Linked DNA regions of Mus musculus: region 1 is linked to region 2. A link is a loop called in an ENCODE intact Hi-C map of the cell type or tissue named here. Cell type or tissue: gastrocnemius. All regions are shown on one strand.

Region 1 (5,000 bases), 49 kb after region 2:
AGCAGGGTATTATGAACAGGTCCAAATCTGTGCAACCCAAGCTTGGGGCAGGCTTACCCTGCCTCCAGGTTCAGAAGACCCCACCTCTCTCCCTGACCTTTTTCTGTCAGATGCCAAGAGAACTCCTAGCTGATTTTATTCTCAGAACTAGAATGAGCCTAGAAGGAAAAATCCCCAACCCTACAACCAGAGATCTTTTCCTTAAAACCACTGTATGGGAAGGTATGACTTCTGAATGCAGACTAGCCTGCCAGGGTCTCTGAGAGGAGCACGACAATATGATAATTTGCCCCTGACACAGCAAAGATTTCCATTGGAAAATGGAACAGTGCAAGCACTTGTCAGCAGACTGTGGCCACTGTATGTAAACCTTATTTAGATAAAGGACTCAATATATACCAGTATATGTATGATATCTTAATACGAGGAGACTCTTTCACCTCCTCCTTCTCCCAACTTATAGACCAGCCTATCTTAAAGACCTTCTCTATCTGACCTAGGATTCAAAATAGTCCTTCATAAAATTCGACTTATTCTGACCATTGCATTTTTAGGAACAGAGATCTCCCATACCTCAATATGCCCCCTCAAACCCACCCTTTCTTTCTCTCAAAAATTAACTCTCAATTTTATAAGTGGCTTTGACTTTGACTTCCCCTTCCCACAGATATTCTTCCACTTCTCTTTAATGTCCTTGCCAAGAACACTGTCTTGTGAAGCAATCCAAGCTCCAAATTTCACCAATGCAACCCTAAGAGATATGGCTCTTGCTAGGTACGACCCAACAATACCTATACAACTCCTTATCTTCAATTCCTCCTCTACACTTTTGGGAGACCTATGCCAACCATTATTAGCAGCTGTTGCCATTAACATTTCTCTTCATGAGTTCTATGGGCCCTTTCCCACAAGGAAAACAAAAGACAATTTTCTATTTGACCTATGTCCTACCATCTCCTTCCACTTGTTGGATCCTCCTCAAAATCCCATCTAACATGTCACCATCACTAAATCAGTATGTGTTAACCATCCTGTTCTCCTCTGGTGCAAAGGCACTACAGGTGCCTGTATTAAACCCCCTCTCCCAAGGATGCTGCAACCCCATGATAACTGTTCCTCAGGTTTGTCCCTACAAACATGAAGAATTTGTCTTTGCAGATGGGTGGAAGCTGAAGGAAGGGAAAGAGATCTTCATCTCTCTGCTCATTGGACTGGATCTGTCTCACTGGGTGTGACAGGAACTGCTGGAGCAGCCCTTTTCCAAACACAACATCTCATCAGCATCTTCCAGAATAAGCTTGACTAGGCAATGGGCTCCACTGCAGACAGCCTTGAGTCCCTTCAACACCAGATAACCTTAGCAGGAGTTATTCTCCAAAACCAGTTTTGAGTAGGGTACTATGGGGTGTAGGTCAAAAAGAGGGATTTCTTGTGGGTAAAGGTCCATAAAACTCATGAAGGAAAATGTTAATGGCAACAGCTGCTAATATTGGTTGGGAGAGAGAAGAACATAAAAAGCATTGGGAGGAGTTGGTAGAGGTGGTTAAAGGAAGGATATTGGATGTATTGTAGCTAGTAAAGGGTAGCTTGGAGGTATTTCTGAGATTGATTTTCCTGTTGAAGAGTATTGACATGGATAAAGACTGACCTGGAGGTAGGAGCAAGCTCATGGGAGACATGTAGGTCAGCTATGGGCTAGTTGGCATAGCCCATGATGGCAAAGTTGGAGAGCATATATGGTGAATTAACCTTTTTGAGTTTTCACATGTTTGGGCTGTAACACATATAATACGTGAGCATGTACCTATGGTAACAAAAATGTATTTCTATCTACCAAATTGGGGAGTGTGGGTAACATCAATTGCCATGAGGATTTGGATTTGAGGCCTTGGGAATTGGTGCCCATCGTTTGGAAAGCAGGGGTGGCAATAAGGGATGCACAAGAGGAGCATGTTTTTGTTATCCTTTGGAGTTGAGCAAGGGTGGTGTGGGGGAAAGCAGGCATGAAGCCCCTTTATATTTGTGTGTGTGTGCAAATGGAATTGGTCTGCTTGATCAGTGGAGGCTATTAATATTCCTGATGAGGTTTGTCAGTCAGTGCATTTCCCTCAGATAGTGGACCTGGCAGGGGACTGTGAGATCTGACAGGCTGGATGTACATGGGGGAGGCTCTTTCATGTGGGAAGGTGGAAATCTACATAAGTAAAAGGGAAAGTGGGTTGGCATCTAGCTTGACAAAGGATCTTGACAGTCATGGGAGCAAATTGACTACATATACACTATCTGAAAAGAGTTTAAGGGCCCTTGACTTCTTTTAGAGTGAGATAAAGAGCATACAATTCTTTAATTGGGGAGTGATGAGCAGCTCTCTGAATCAGAGAATAGGGAATTCATCCACAGGGGAGTAGTATATTATTGCTGCAGCTTCCTTCTTTCCCCATCAGCAAATATTGAGGGGCTCCCACTATGGGCTTTTTTGAGAATAGCTTGAGGGATAGCCATCACAAATGAAGGAGGGCAGAGGCCCATTTTTCGTCAGGTTAATGTTTGTAAATTTGTCCTGAGAATCCTTTTAAGCTGATAGCAAAACAGAAGTGATTTTTGATTAACCATTGAATATTTGAAAGGGAGAAGGGGGTGATAAGAATGTCAGTTCTTTTCCTAGGGTTTCTAGGGCTCTGTCTCTGCCATTTTTAATCATAATAGAGAGTGCATCCACTTCATTTAAAAATCGGTGTGTGCCACCAATTGGGGTGTGGAGCCATTCCAGCACTCCCTGAGGTTGGTATAGGGCTCTCACAAGTCTGGAGGAGGAATTGAAGATAAGGAGTTGTATAAGTATTGTTGGGTCATAGCTAGCAAGAGCCATATCTTTTAGGCTTCCATTGGTGAAATGTGGAGCTTGGATTGCTTCACAGAACAGTGTTCTGGGCAAGGAGGACCTTTTAACTCTTTTTAGGAGGTTAAAGAGAAGTGGAAGCACACTTGTGGGAAAGGGAAGCCATGGTCAAAGCCACTTATAGTTACCCAAAGAGCTCTGGAAGGAATCAAGGCTTAATTTTTGAGGGAAAGAAAGGGTGGATTTGAGGGAGCATATTGAGGTATGGGATATCTCTGTTCCTAAAAATTCAATGGTCAGAATAAGTTGAATTTTATGAGGGACTATTTTGAATCCTAGGGCAGATAGGTAAGGTCTTTAAGATAGGCTGGTCTATAAGTTGGGAGGAGGAGGAGGAGGAAGAGGAGGAGGAGAAAGAGGAGGAGGAGGAGGAGGAGAAAGAGGAAGAGGAGGAGGAGAAAGAGGAGGAGGAGGAGGAGGAGAAAGAGGAAGAGGAGGAGGAGGAGGTGAAAGAGTCTCCTCGTATTAAGATATCATACATATACTGGTATATATTGAGTCCTTACTCTAAATAAGGCTTACATACATTGGCCATAATCTGCTGACATGTGCTTACACTGTTAGTCATTCCCTTTCGGCAGATAGCCTATTCATATCCTAAGGCTGGGCTGGAGTTGCTAATTAGCGTTACTGAGGAAAAAAAGCTTTCACAGTCTTAGGGATGGAGAGAGAGAGATGGCAAAAAGGCAGTCTTATACCTCGATTGCTAACAGAGGATCATTGGCATGAGTGGCTGAGATGTGGGGTGATCCCCTTTGGGGAGATACCCAGACTTGAATGATTTTGTTAATTGCCCTCAAATCTTGTAGTGGTCTCCATTCCCCTGAGCTCATTTTGTTTGGTTGGTTTTTTTTTGTTTTGTTTTTTTTATATTTTTTATTACGTATTTTCCTCAATTACATTTCCAATCCTATCCCAAAAGTCCCCCATACCCTCCCCCCACTCCCCTACCCACCCATTCCCACTTTTTGGCCCTGGCGTTCCCCTGTACTGGGGCATATAAAGTTTGTGTGTCCAATGGGCCTCTCTTTTCAGTGATGGATGACTAGGCCATCCTTTGATACATATGCAGCTAGAGTCAAGATCTCCGGGGTACTGGTTAGTTCATAATGTTGTTGCACCTACAGGGTTGCAGATCTCTTTAGCTCCTTCGTTACTTTCTCTAGCTCCCCTATTGGGGGCCCTGTGATCCATCCAATAGCTAACTGTGAGCATCCACTTCTGTGTTTGCTAGGCCCCGGCATAGTCTCACAAGAGAGAGCTAATATCAGGGTCATTTCAGCAAAAGCTTGCTAGTATATGCAATGGTGTCATCGTTTGGAGGCTAGTTATGGGGTGGATCCCTAGATAAGGCAGTCTCTAGATGGTCCATCCTTTTGTCTCAGCTCCAAACTTTGTCTCTGTAACGCCTTCCATGGGTGATTGTTTCCAATTCTAAGAAGGGGCAAAGTGTCCACACTTTGGTCTTCATTCTTCTTCAGTTTCATGTGTTTTGCAAATTGTATCTTATATCTCGGGTATACTAAGTTTCTGGGCTAATATCCACTTATCAGTGAGTACATATCATTTGAGTTCTTTTGTGATTGTGTTACCTCACTCAGGATGATGCCCTCCGGGTCCAACCATTTGCCTAGGAATTTCATAAATTCATTCCTTTTTATAGCTGAGTAATACTCCATTATGTAAATGTACCACATTTTTTGTATCCGTTCCTCTGTTGAGGCATCTGGGTTCTTTCCAGCTTCTGGCTATTATAAATAAGGCTGCTATGAACATAGTGGAGCATGTGTCCTTCTTACCAGTTGGAACATCTTCTGGATATATGCCCAGGAGAGGTATTGCAGGATCCTCCGATAGTACTATGTCCAATTTTCTGAGGAACCGCCAGACTGATTTCCAGAGTGGTTGTACAGAGTGGTCTTTCTCCACATCCTCGCCAGCATCTGCTGTCACCTAAATTTTTGATCTTAGCCATTCTGACTGGTGTGAGATGGAATCTCAGGATTGTTTTGATTTGCATTTCTCTGATGATTAAGAATGCTGAACATTTTTTCAGGTGCTTCTCAGCCATTCGGTATTCCTCAGGTGAGAATTCTTTGTT
Region 2 (5,000 bases):
ACTCAAACAAGTCAATGGCCTTTCTCTACACAAAGAATAAACAGGCTGAGAAAGAAATTAGGGAAACAACACCGTTCTCAATAGTCACAAATAATATAAAATATCTCGGCGTGACTCTAACTAAGGAAGTAAAAGATCTGTATGATAAAAACTTCAAGTCTCTGAAGAAAGAAATTAAAGAAGATCTCAGAAGATGGAAAGATCTCCCATGCTCATGGATTGGCAGGATCAACATTGTAAAAATGGCTATCTTGCCAAAAGCAATCTACAGATTCAATGCAATCCCCATCAAAATTCCAACTCAATTCTTCAACGAATTAGAAGGAGCAATTTGCAAATTCATCTGGAATAACAAAAAACCTAGGATAGCAAAAACTCTTCTCAAGGATAAAAGAACCTCTGGTGGAATCACCATGCCTGACCTAAAGCTTTACTACAGGGCAATTGTGATAAAAACTGCATGGTACTGGTATAGAGACAGGCAAGTAGACCAATGGAATAGAATTGAAGACCCAGAAATGAACCCACACACCTATGGTCACTTGATCTTCGACAAGGGAGCTAAAACCATCCAGTGGAAGAAAGACAGCATTTTCAACAATTGGTGCTGGCACAACTGGTTGTTATCATGTAGAAGAATGCGAATCGATCCATACTTATCTCCTTGTACTAAGGTCAAATCTAAGTGGATCAAGGAACTTCACATAAAACCAGAGACACTGAAACTTATAGAGGAGAAAGTGGGGAAAAGCCTTGAAGATATGGGTACAGGGGAAAGATTCCTGAACAGAACAGCAATGGCTTGCTCTGTAAGATCGAGAATTGACAAATGGGACCTAATGAAACTCCAAAGTTTCTGCAAGGCAAAAGACACCGTCAATAGGACAAAAAGACCACCAACAGATTGGGAAAGGATCTTTACCTATCCTAAATCAGATAGGGGACTAATATCCAACATATATAAAGAACTCAAGAAGGTGGACTTCAGAAAATCAAATAACCCCATTAAAAAATGGGGCTCAGAACTGAACAAAGAATTCTCACCTGAGGAATACCGAATGGCAGAGAAGCACCTGAAAAAATGCTCAACATCCTTAATCATCAGGGAAATGCAAATCAAAACAACCCTGAGATTCCACCTCACACCAGTCAGAATGGCTAAGATCAAAAATTCAGGTGACAGCAGATGCTGGCGTGGATGTGGAGAAAGAGGAACACTCCTCCATTGTTGGTGGGATTGCAGGCTTGTACAACCACTCTGGACATCAGTCTGGCGGTTCCTCAGAAAACTGGATATAGTACTACCGGAGGATCCAGCAATACCTCTCCTGGGCATATATCCAGAAGATGCCCCAACTGGTAAGAAGGACACATGCTCCACTATGTTCATAGCAGCCTTATTTATAATAGCCAGAAGCTGGAAGGAACCCAGATGCCCCTCAACAGAGGAATGGATACAGAAGATGTGGTACATCTACACAATGGAGTACTACTCAGCTATTAAAAAGAATGAATTTATGAAATTCCTGGCCAAATGGATGGACCTGGAGGGCATCATCCTGAGTGAGGTAACACATTCACAAAGGAACTCACACAATATGTACTCACTGATAAGTGGATATTAGCCCAAAACCTAAGATACCCAAGATATAAGATACAATTTCCTAAACACATGAAACTCAAGAAAAATGAAGACTGAAGTGTGAACACTATGCCCCTCCTTAGAAGTGGGAGCAAAACACCCTTGGAAGGAGTTACAGAGACAAAGTTTGGAGTTGAGATAAAAGGATGGACCATGTAGACACTACCATATCCGGGGATCCATCCCATAATCAGCTTCCAAATGCTGACACCATTGCATACACTAGCAAGATTATGCTGAAAGGACCCTGATATAGCTGTCTCTTGTCAGAGTATGCCTGGGCCTAGCAAACATAGAAGTGGATGCTCACAGTCGGCTATTGGATGGATCACATGGCCCCCAATGAAGGAGCTAGAGAAAGTACCAAAGAAGCTAAAGGGATCTGCAACCCTATAGGTGGAACAACATTATGAACTAACCAGTACCCCGGAGCTCTTGACTCTAGCTGCATATGCATCAAAAGATGGCCTAGTCGGCCATCACTGGAAAGAGAGGCCCATTGGACACGCAAACTTTATATGCCCCAGTACAGGGGAACGCCAGGGCCATAAAAGGGGAGTGGGTGGGTAGGGGAGAGGGGGTGGGTGGCTATGGGGGACTTTTGGTATAGCATTGCAAATGTAAATGAGCGAAATACCTAATAAAAAATGGAAAAAAAAATAAGAAAAAAAAAAAAGAAAAAAAAAAAAAGAAAAACAAGAAATTCCATTACACAGTCAAATTTAAACAAAAAAAAAAAAAAAAAAAAAAGAATCATTCCATTGCCTGAGAGTGTCTGTTCCTGGGGTAGTAAAAGCTCTTATGAAGCTTCCACTGTGGAAAGCTACTCTTGGTAGCATAGCCCCTGCCAGGAGCTTGGCTTTTCACCTTGCAATGTCTTGGGGCAATGGTAGCAGCCTGAGCAACAGCAGGATCTTAAGCAGCTGTAGTTGCACTTTCCTCTCCCTGCTTGCACCCTCATCCCATCGCTTGAATGCTCCTGCCAGGCCAGAGATCTCTGTGAATACAGTACACAGACTGGCACCCATCCATGGGATGGATCCCCCACTGACCCCACTGGTCAGCTATTCCTTCAGATTCTGATCTATTTTTTCTATGCCTTTATTTTAGATAGGAGCAATTTGGGTTTCAAAGTTTTGTAAACTGGGTTTGTCAGTGATTATTTTTACCTCTAGGAGAATATATTCTATGAAATTAGGGTGCTCATATCATGTGTTTGTTTAGAATCATAATATGCTCATGATGGATTTTTTCCCCCTATCAGTATGAAGTAAGTTTCTTTATCTCTTTTGAGTAGATTTGTGTAAAGTCAATTTGGTCAGCTATTAGGACAGCAATTTCTGTTTGCTTCTCAATTATTTTGCTTGGGTATATTTACATCTTTTTGTCTATATTTTATGGTACATTTATTGGAATCATGGGTAGATACATCATTAATTTTCATGTAAACTGCTCTTCTGTGTCATTTGAATAGTAATAAGACCATAAATATTTAGAGTTATTATTGAAAGATGCATATTAGTGCCTGTCATTGTTGGGTTTTTTTCCCTCCATGCTTAACTTTTATTTTGGAATGGTTTGTTCAACCATGTGGTTATAAGAATGTTTTTATTTTTTCTGTTGTCTGAAAATTTTTTAAAGTATCCTGTATAGCTTGCAAAGTGATCTTGAATTCCTTAAGCCTGTTTTTATTGTGAAAAGTTTTAGCTTGTTCTTTAGTCATGATACTTTTACTGGGTATAATAGTTAGATTTGGTAGTTGTCATTCAAAACTTGAAGAACATCATTTCGATCCCCTCTGATGTTTATAGTTTCTGTTGTAAAATATGATGTTATTCTGACAGGTCTACCTTTATGTATAACTTGTTCTCTTCTACCACTTTCAACATGTTAAATATTTAGTTTTTTACTTACTATAACAAGGGGGAGTTTTTTTCCCTTCTTGTTTGGTTGATGTTGTTAATTCTTCCTGTTTCAAGATAGTCGTTTCTTTGTAAGGGAGAATTTCCCTGTGATTTTACTGAAGATATCTTCTATGTGTTAGAAAGTAATTCCTCAGTGTCTTCTATCCTATTTTTAAATTTTATCTTTTCAGTGTCCTGAATATCTTGCTATTCAATATCACATTGTTTTATTAATTTATCTTTGTTCTGGTTGAAATGTTCCAATTACTCCACCTTGACTATGAGCTCAAATATTTTGTCATTCTCCTTTATTCATTCTCTTGGTGAAGCTTTCCACAGACTTTGATATTTTGACTTTTCCCCATTTCTATCAATTTAGTTTGGTTATTCGTAAACATTTCGGCCTCTTTATTCAATTCCTATTTCATATTATGTATTATCTTCCTTTTTATAATTCATCTACTTGTGTTCTTTTAGGATTATTATAAGAAGTTATTTTGGGGGGTTCCTTAAACATACACATAATTCTTTTCATGATTTTCTATGTTACTTTCAAAGGAGTCTATTACTATGCAATTAGTGATTTTTGGAAGACTTAAATTTCCTTGAATTTTTTCATATTTGTTTTTTTGTATAAGAATTTCTGAATCTGTAGCTTGGTGGCTGAAACTTGAGATATATATATATATATATATATATATATATATATACACATTATGTATATATATGTATATATATGATAGAATATATAAATTTATATAATTTATAATATTTGAAATTATATATATGTGTAGGATAGAGTATATATTTATAAATTATATATAAATATGATACATTTGTGTATAAATATATATTTATCCCTAGTCAATTTGAGCAAGTGTTTAACACTATGACTGAGGGGAGAGTGAAAGCAGCTGAAGTCTCCCATGTATACTGTGCTCATTTTAATGATACTCAGTACTGGGGTCTCTTAGGCATTCTATATTCAGTGGGTCAATGATAGGGATGTAGTCTCTTGTTAGGTCTGAATTTTCCCAGTGTGTTGTGCTAACTTGAACTTAAAAGTTTCTTTAAAGAGAACACCTTATATATGCTGAGTTGTTGACACTTCACTAGCTGCTTCAGGAGGCAAGGACAAAGAAACAGCTCCAACTCTTCTGGGATAGGCCCAGATTCATCAGAAATAATGTCTACTCACTTTGAAATTCCTTACCTCTCAGGGCACATCCAGGAATGGATCTAACTCATTTCTTCACTAATGGTTGTGCAGAGTTGAACTGACTTAGTTTTCATCTTGGCTTGACTCTGGAGTGTTGGATGATATCTCTCTGTCTTCTCAGATGCTGGTCTCTGAATGGTTCCATGATAATGTCAAAACACTCATTGAGTTTCCTTGCCAACAGTGTTGAGAAATGATTCTCACAACGATAAGCTTCCTTTGACGTTTATCCTGA

The links. A loop is a pair of places that touch in the nucleus more often than their neighbours do. Peaks named below come from ENCODE experiments on the same cell type or tissue, not always from the same donor. Only the 100,000 strongest peaks of a DNase experiment are listed, where the experiment ranks them.
Region 1: a loop joins it to region 2, with 8 times the contacts of the local background. A loop is called at or near these places in 22 of 42 quality-filtered maps.

The regions. Positions count from the first base shown.
Region 1 is chr4:144,654,873-144,659,872 of GRCm38, forward strand. No RefSeq gene overlaps it. Among named protein-coding and RNA genes, the nearest start is that of Aadacl4fm4, 29 kb to the right of the region's middle. In gastrocnemius, no CTCF peak of the experiment used is centred here; no DNase peak of the experiment used is centred here.
Region 2 is chr4:144,605,435-144,610,434 of GRCm38, forward strand. No RefSeq gene overlaps it. Among named protein-coding and RNA genes, the nearest start is that of Aadacl4, 5.8 kb to the right of the region's middle. In gastrocnemius, no CTCF peak of the experiment used is centred here; a DNase peak (open chromatin) is centred at 2,670.